Regions from separate parts of the Mus musculus genome. Here region 2 is linked to region 1. The links are chromatin contacts, found by POLR2A ChIA-PET in ENCODE. All regions are on one chromosome and are shown on one strand. Each heading gives the region's core, a stretch centred on a gene start or an enhancer-like site at or near the end of the contact. The rest is flanking DNA. Distances are from core to core; before and after follow the strand shown. Region 1 has its middle 34 kb from the start of Gm34678. Region 2 holds the start of Rad21 (RAD21 cohesin complex component).

What was found. ChIA-PET counts read pairs that join two places held with the same protein, here RNA polymerase II (POLR2A).
Region 2: POLR2A ChIA-PET joins it to region 1 with 17 read pairs in Patski. The contact joins the promoter of Rad21 here to the enhancer-like site in region 1. POLR2A ChIA-PET finds 5 or more read pairs at or near these places in 3 of 5 experiments (Patski and embryonic stem cell).

Annotation. Positions count from the first base shown.
Region 1 is chr15:51,950,494-51,954,226 of GRCm38, reverse strand. No RefSeq gene overlaps it. Among named protein-coding and RNA genes, the nearest start is that of Gm34678, 34 kb to the right of the region's middle. Within about 2 kb of position 2,153, at least 1 of the 3 ENCODE cell types and tissues checked has a DNase peak (open chromatin) inside an H3K27ac peak, as active enhancers do.
Region 2 is chr15:51,990,152-51,993,748 of GRCm38, reverse strand. It overlaps Rad21 (RAD21 cohesin complex component), which reads left to right and starts at 1,989. Exons shown (of 14, transcript NM_009009.4): 1 at 1,989-2,202. Gm52217 reads right to left here and starts at 2,774. Exons shown (of 2, transcript XM_030248881.1): 1 at 1,960-2,774. The coding sequence starts at 2,680.

The sequences.
Region 1 (3,733 bases), core at 904-3,403:
CGACTTCTGGCTCCCTCTGCCTTCCTCACAAAGGGTTACTGAAGGAGGCTCACTGGGAAGTCAAGGTTGAACCCCAAAAGGACATCCTCAAGGATGATGATCCACAAGCATCAAACCAGTGGCTTAGTGATCTGAATAAACGAGGGATGCTTTCAAGGGACCAGTAGTTAGTGAGTGCTCCTGAGAAGTCTTGGTGACTAGAGTTATGGCAGAGCTTAGAGACCCATGCATTCTCAAACTGCCCAAAATGATCACTACAGAGGTTTGGGAATAAGTGACGTTATAAGGAATCACAAACCCAGACTTTTACAGTTCCAGGAAAATCAAGCTAAAAATGAACACGAAGACTGTCAGTTCTAGAGGATAAGACCCCAATGCTGAAGACACCCCACACCTTGGTTGCTAGACAGAGGCAAGCTGGAACTGAGCTAGAAAGATCCTCTCTGGGGGTTAGCTTTCAAAGTGCTGGAGGTTGCTAAGCAGACAACTGGGAGGGGAAGGGTACCAGTAGTCTTACCCATCTGTGAATGCTACAAACTATAAAACCAACTGGCCAAGCAAAGAGGTCCCCATCTGTGTCATTGTAGCACAATGGTTATGAGGGTAACCAGTCATCCTCTAAGTGAATTCAGGACCTGCTCCCCAGAAGAACCCGTACTGGTACTGTGAACCTTATCAAGAACTATGCCTAGGGTGGTCATAATGCTCAAGGGAGGGATTTATTACTTTACTAAACTGACTTACGTAAACGTTCTTCTAAATATCTGTTTATATAATGTAGTGTGTGTGTGTGTGTGTGTGTGTGTGTGTGTGTACTTGAGCACACTTTAGCTGTCACTCCTTGAGTAATGTCCACCTTATTTTCTTTGAGATAGTGCCTGTCATTGTCTCAGAATTTGTCCACTAAGCCAGACTAGCTGGCCAGCAAGCCCTAGGGTTTACCTATCTCTTCTTCCCTAGTACTGAAAGTATTTTACAACTGAGTTATCACCACAACCTGAAATTTCCAAATATACTGAAGTCATGTGATTTTTATCTGAAAGGGATGAACCTTATAAATAGAACACATAAAAATTAAGTGAGTACTGGTTTGCGGTGTCTTCAGTGAATGTATACATTCATCTCATCCTATAGCTGGAGGCAGTAGAACTAACATTGCCTCTGGAGGTAGGCATACCAGACTCCCAGCTCATGTCTCAAAACTATCTGGAGCTAAGATGGCTTTTGAAAAAAAAACAAAAAACAAAAAAAAAGTGTGTGTGTGTGTGTGTGTGTGTGTGTGTGTGTGTGTGTGTGTTTGTGTAAAACTTAGGAAAGAAATGGTTGATTTGGCTTACAGTTCCAGATTACAGTCAGTCACTGGATGAAAGTCAGGATAGGAACTTCAAACAGCTAGTCACATCCACAGTCAAAAGCAGACAGAAATAAATGCATGAATTCTTCCTTGTTTGGTTGCTTACTGCTCAGCAGGACTTTTATATACCTTTATTTGATTCCAGAGCAACCTTGCCTAAGGAATGTGCCACCCGCAGTGGGCTGGGTCTTCTTACTTCAGTTGACTTAATTAAGGCAGTCCCTATAGACAAGTCCACATACCAATCCGATACAGTCACTTCCTCACTGAGACTCACTTCCCCATGACTCTTAAGTCATTTCAAGTTGAAAACGAAACCTAACCGTCACCGTGCACCTTTACCCACTGAGCTGTCTTCGTGGCCATCAGATACTCTTATATGTCAGATGGGAACAAGAAAACCTGATGTCCACCGTTACTTGTGCTCACAATTAAGTAATTACAAGAAAGCACTTGGGAAACCATAAATGCTGGTTTTTTTATGCTAAGTTAAAGCAAAAAGTAGCAACACGTGCAGCAAAAATTCCTCAGCTAACAAAAACAAAAACCAAAGTTTTGCTCATTGGGTTTATCTTAAAGAAAGAGTTCTGGGTCAGAGAGTATTGGTCTCAAAGAATGGCAAGATCAGAGACTTCAACTCCAAGTGACCTTTGCTTTGGATTTGATTTTGTGTCCTGTTTTGTCAAGAGTGAAAACTGATAGCTTGTCTCAGCAGGGGTTGGCAAGGCCAGGATGCTGGAGCCTAGCAGTCTCCTGGCTTCATCACCTGCCCCAGCTGGAGAGGGTGCGGATGAAGAAGGGGGATCGGGAGGGCAGAGGCAGGAACCAGTGAGATGATACAGCCCTTGTGCCCTGAATATAATGCGTTCCAACCCAGAGGTTGGATGGTGCTGATTAAATGAAAGTAGCCCCAAGCAGGAATGTCAGCCGGGAAACCGTTTCCTTTGTGTGGGAAGTCATCTTGGCATGGTCTCATCAGGAAAGGAGAGCTGCTTTGGCCTGCAGGCAGTGAAGCCTTGCAGAGACCTATCTGCCCTCAAATCTAGTGAGCTCGTTCCTGATGGAAGCCATCGAGTCAGAACTGCAGGATTCCTGCAGTTCACTGGGCTTGAAATGTGTACAGAAGGTCAGATTTTCTGAGAGTCAGGTTACGCCCGGGGTCATCCAGCTGCGGTGGAGCTGGAAGTAAAAAAAAAACAAAAAAAACAAAAAAAAAAACAAAAACAGGAAGTGCTTTATGGCTACCCAGTCTCTTCTTAAGATGCCTCCAACCAGGCGTCTATTTTATCACTTTAGCCATTGAAAAGACTGATCCTCAAAACCATGCTTATTCAAAGTTAGAAGGTACGTGACAAAGAAAATTAATTTTGTTGAAATATAGTTAATCAACTATTTTAAACATGCTTATTTTAAAGAATAATGCTTCTTATTAATGAATTTAAATAGCAAGACCTGGCACTATGTTAATCTCAGCCATAATTCTTAATGTGACTATGAATACTGAACAGCAGAAACTGTACACCTGTCCCCTTTTAGTATCTAGAGAATAAGATGGAAACGTGTGTGCTTTCTTCTAGGTGACGAGGCCACTGGCTCTCCTGCTGACACTCTAATGGTTGGCTGCCTGCCTGTGTGGATAATGGCAGGGGATGCTGCTTTCCAATTAGGAGTTGATAAGGATGATATTCCTTTGCCTTCATGTGGGGAGATCCCTTGAGAGTCTGACTTCAAATGAAACTCTATCCTGAGACGGAGGGAAACTAATTCATTTGATTCACCTCCATGACCCACCCCAAATAATCCATCGATAAAAGTCTTAAATAATGTGGCTCATCTCATCCCTCAGCTTGGGAAGCTTAAAATGTGTTAATCGTTGGTCAAAACATTTGTAAATAAAATGAATCTTGTCTAAACACATAATACTGCACTTAACAAACTACTGAGAAACTTCACGCTGGGCATTCTTACTGTTTTCCCTAACCACTCTAGAATGAGTACTAATTCTAAACAAAGTGAAGACATACAAATTAGAGACAAGAAAGGATTTATTTAAAAAAAAAAGATGCCAATTTTTATAACATAAAGAATTCTTAGAGATGGAAAAGGAATGCCTGATATAGAAACAGGAGCAAAACATAAAGGAAGGTCTAATAAATGAAAACATCATTTAAATATGTTAAAGGTTACACTCAGTTTTTAAAAAGAAATTAAAACATCTCTAAGAGATGTTCCCTTCTTAGCCAAGTTCAGGACATGGTACAGATGTACTCTACATCAAACCAAAAGAAGAGGACATACATGGTTCAGTGGTTTTCAGATGCTGATCACTAAAGCAGCTGTGTGTGTCTTTTCCTTGGGGGCCGTGTCCCTGAGGAAGTC
Region 2 (3,597 bases), core at 740-3,239, 40 kb before region 1:
TTTTATTAAATTTCTGTTATAAAAATGGTCACTGTCAAATATTTCCAGGGAGGTAACTGAAATGTTCTTGGTATTGAACTGTTAATATGATGAAGTTTTTGGACAAAAGTCTTAATGATCTATAAGGCTCTAATCCAGGTTCTGCCTCCCCCCCCCCTTCAGTTCTTTGTAACTCAAATCAACATATGCACTCTCCATCCTCTCTAGGCCCACTCCTGAACCCAGATGATTTTGATTTGGTGATTCACCCATATGCCTGGGCAGATCCTACACCCAGCCTTGACATGGCCTGTGAAATCCTGTTCTCAGAGTTGACTCAAATCTTTCCTTTCCCATGAGGTGGGTGTAACTATGAATTAAACTTAAATGTAACACACACACACACACACACACCCCGAGGGATTATTTTCACTCATTTAATTCATACATATTGTATTGTGTTGGTATTTGAAATACGGACTGTTATCCCTAACTTCTTTGCTTCTCTATGTCTGTGCCTGATTATATTTTACTACATATCTTATCCTTAAATGACATTTCTTATCAAAATCCAGATAAACAGCAAAATCATTATCAGTGTTTTATCAGTGTTTTAAACCCATTTCCTTCTGCTTAGTCCAAGACCTTAAGGCATTTTACTTGGGGAGTTTTCTTTATTAAACAAATGCTTTTTTTTTTTAAACAAATGCTTTATACCTTATTTTTTTCATTTACTGTAAAAGCTTTAAAGTTATGCCAAAACACATTGTGATATTCCCAAAAATCTTGTCAATCCTCTTACTCTAAGCTTCCTACTTACTCTAGTGTTTTTGACATATATAATCCTTTTTCAAGAGTTGATCAGTTCCGAGGAACAGCTCTGCAAAACTGTGTGCAGTTCTAAACCAAAATCTGCTACTGTATGTTTTATAATCCTCCTACCGTTTTCCTCTCTCAAATGTGTTGTGTGTTATCATGAGACAGACAAGCAGAACAGAACTGCTTTATAAAAAGGCTTTAGAGAATGACAGCAAGCAGTTTCTCGGTCAGTTATTAAGTCAAATCATAAAAGTCATTACTACGTAGCCAAAAAAAGGAAAGTGGATTATTTTCCAATGAATAGAGGTGAAATCTGTTAATTAAATCTGTCCTGTCAAAGGTTTGTTAAGCAAACTGCCTAAAGTTGACACACGCACCTTCAGCAGGTGTTTCCAAACTGTCAGTAGCTAACTCCCACAGTAAGAAATTTACTGATGAACCATAAGCAAGCATCTGCTTCAAAGAATCAAATGTTGTTTTGTTGGTTTTTGTTATTGTTGTTTTGGTTTGAGATAGGGCTCCTCTGTGTAGTATTGGCTGTCCTGGACCTTGTGACCAAGCTGGTCTTGAACTCACAGAGATGCACCTGCCTCTGCCTTCCGAGTGCTGAGGTTAAAGGCGTGTACCACCACCGCCAGAGAATCAAATGTTGTTAAAGGGAACTTTCAAGAACATATATGAGACTCCATGAATGGGAGACCAAAGTTAGTTTAGGAACTGCGTGTAAAAGGAATCTACTCTCAAAAAATTTCTCCCAGGGCCTCGGTAGCATGCTTTTTGCTGCAAACCTAATATAAGCACAGGTTGGCCGAACCAATTAGGCCTTACTTTTCCAGCAGCTAGCTTAAGATTTTTGTTTCCTTCGTCGCTGTACAAGGTCATTAAAATAATTTTTATTTTTGCCGGGCGCAAAGAAAACTGGCCAACAGCAAAGACCTGCTTTAACTCGAGTTCAAGTTAAACCCCAATTAGTTACACGGTGTTGCGCAGGCGCTGCATTTGCCAACTCTGACGCTCCGCAAACCTCTTCAAGGAACCCTTTGCGCCTGCTCCGTGGCCAATAGGTGGCTGGTCCAGAGACAAGGAAGTGGTCAGCGCGCCTGCGCCGCCCCTTCTGTGGGTGGGGGGCGGCTCCGGCGGGTTGCGCAGGCGCACACGTACCTTTTTGACCGTAAACATCCTGCCGATTTGAACCGAGGATTTGGGCGGCCGGAAGAGCCGCGCCGTAACGGCCGCCATCTTGTTTGTTTGAGTGAATCGGAAAAGGAGGCGGCGGCCGTGGCGGTGGCGGGAGCAGCTCCGAGGCTACACCGCACAAGGGCTCCCCCTCTCCCCGCCCCCTCCCCTGACCCTTCCCCCCCTCCCCGGGCCACCCACCCCTCCCGGCTCCCCGCCGAGATCCAGGTAAGCGATCGGGCCGACCCCTCCTCGGGCTCTGGCTCCCTCCCCGGTGCTCTGCCCCGCCGGGTTGCTCCCGGGGCGCGGGCTCCGCGGCCCGCAGTTGCGGTGCGAGGCGGCCGGCGTTGCGGCCCCCGAGTGCTGCCAGCTCCCGGGCAGCGCCCGGCGACCCCGCGCTCTCCGGGCCCCCTACGTCCCGGGGCCGCCCTCGCCTGGGGGGGTTCCTCGCTGCCCCGGGGCCGTGCACCGCGCCTGCTGACTTCCTAATGGTTCCGCCGCAGTCCAGGGCCCACAAAAGCGACCCTCGGCCGCGCGGAGGTGGGACAGCGGGATCCCGGGGCTGACGGGGAGAGAAGGGGAGGTTTGAACGAGCCCGCTCTCGGAGCTGGCCGCCCCCTCGGGGGGGAAGATGGCTGTCTGCAAAGACGCGGGACTCAGGGCGGGAGCCGTCAGGGAGACTCCTGGGCGGGCGGGCGCGGTGCATCGGGTGTGGAGTCCGGGGTCCGGGTCGCGCCAGGCGTGTGCTGGCCGCAGGGATCGTGGACTCACTCGCCTGTTCTTCTGTCTCCCTCAACCGGATTTCTCTATAATGTATATATTTGTGTGTTGGGCATCTCAGAAATTGGACCGGCTGTTTTAAAACACGATCGAATAACATTGCTTCCAAGAACATGAGTGTAGCTGGTATTCCCCTTAACTTTTCTAAACTTTTTTTTTTTTTTTAATTTCTTTAATGGCTAAGGATCGAGTGTTGTAGAGACGTTCCGAGGCTGGGTGCCTTTTTCGTGGCACAGAAAGGCTTTGAGTAGGCTCTGCCAGGATAGTGTAAGGTGACACTGTCGAGGTGTTCAACTAGACCAAGCGGCCTTCTTCAAATTTAAGAGGGAAACGCTGTGGACGTTTTCTTCGTGCTCTCTGATTTGTTAAGCTGTCTTCAGCGTTCCAAAACGCGTTGGTGTTTGAATGGCTTATGGAAGTGGCTTCTGTACTTCGGCTTCTCTTTACAAAGGAAAGTTAATATTTGCTCTCCTTAAACTGTATTGGAAGAGCTTCGGCGTCGTCCCGTCCCGTGCCCACCACCCCCACCAAGGGTGCAAAATCCTATTAAAAATCAAATGCCAGTGAACTGAAAGGCTGCAGGGTTTTGGAACAGACTGAAGTCGCTTTCTTAAATTGTAAATACCTTTAAGGTTGGAGGCAACTTTCTTTAAGAAGGTATTGGTGAAGGTGTGTGCCTTGTCCAGTGTTTGAATTATCTTAGAGTTTGTATAACCAAAGTTACAGAGTTGTTTAAGGAGTGGACACGGTGCTTTTTGTATTATGCACAGTAAATTGGGAATTTCTTTTCAGACTTAGCAAAACATGCAGATTCTGAGAGAGTTATACTTGGGTAGTTGGGAA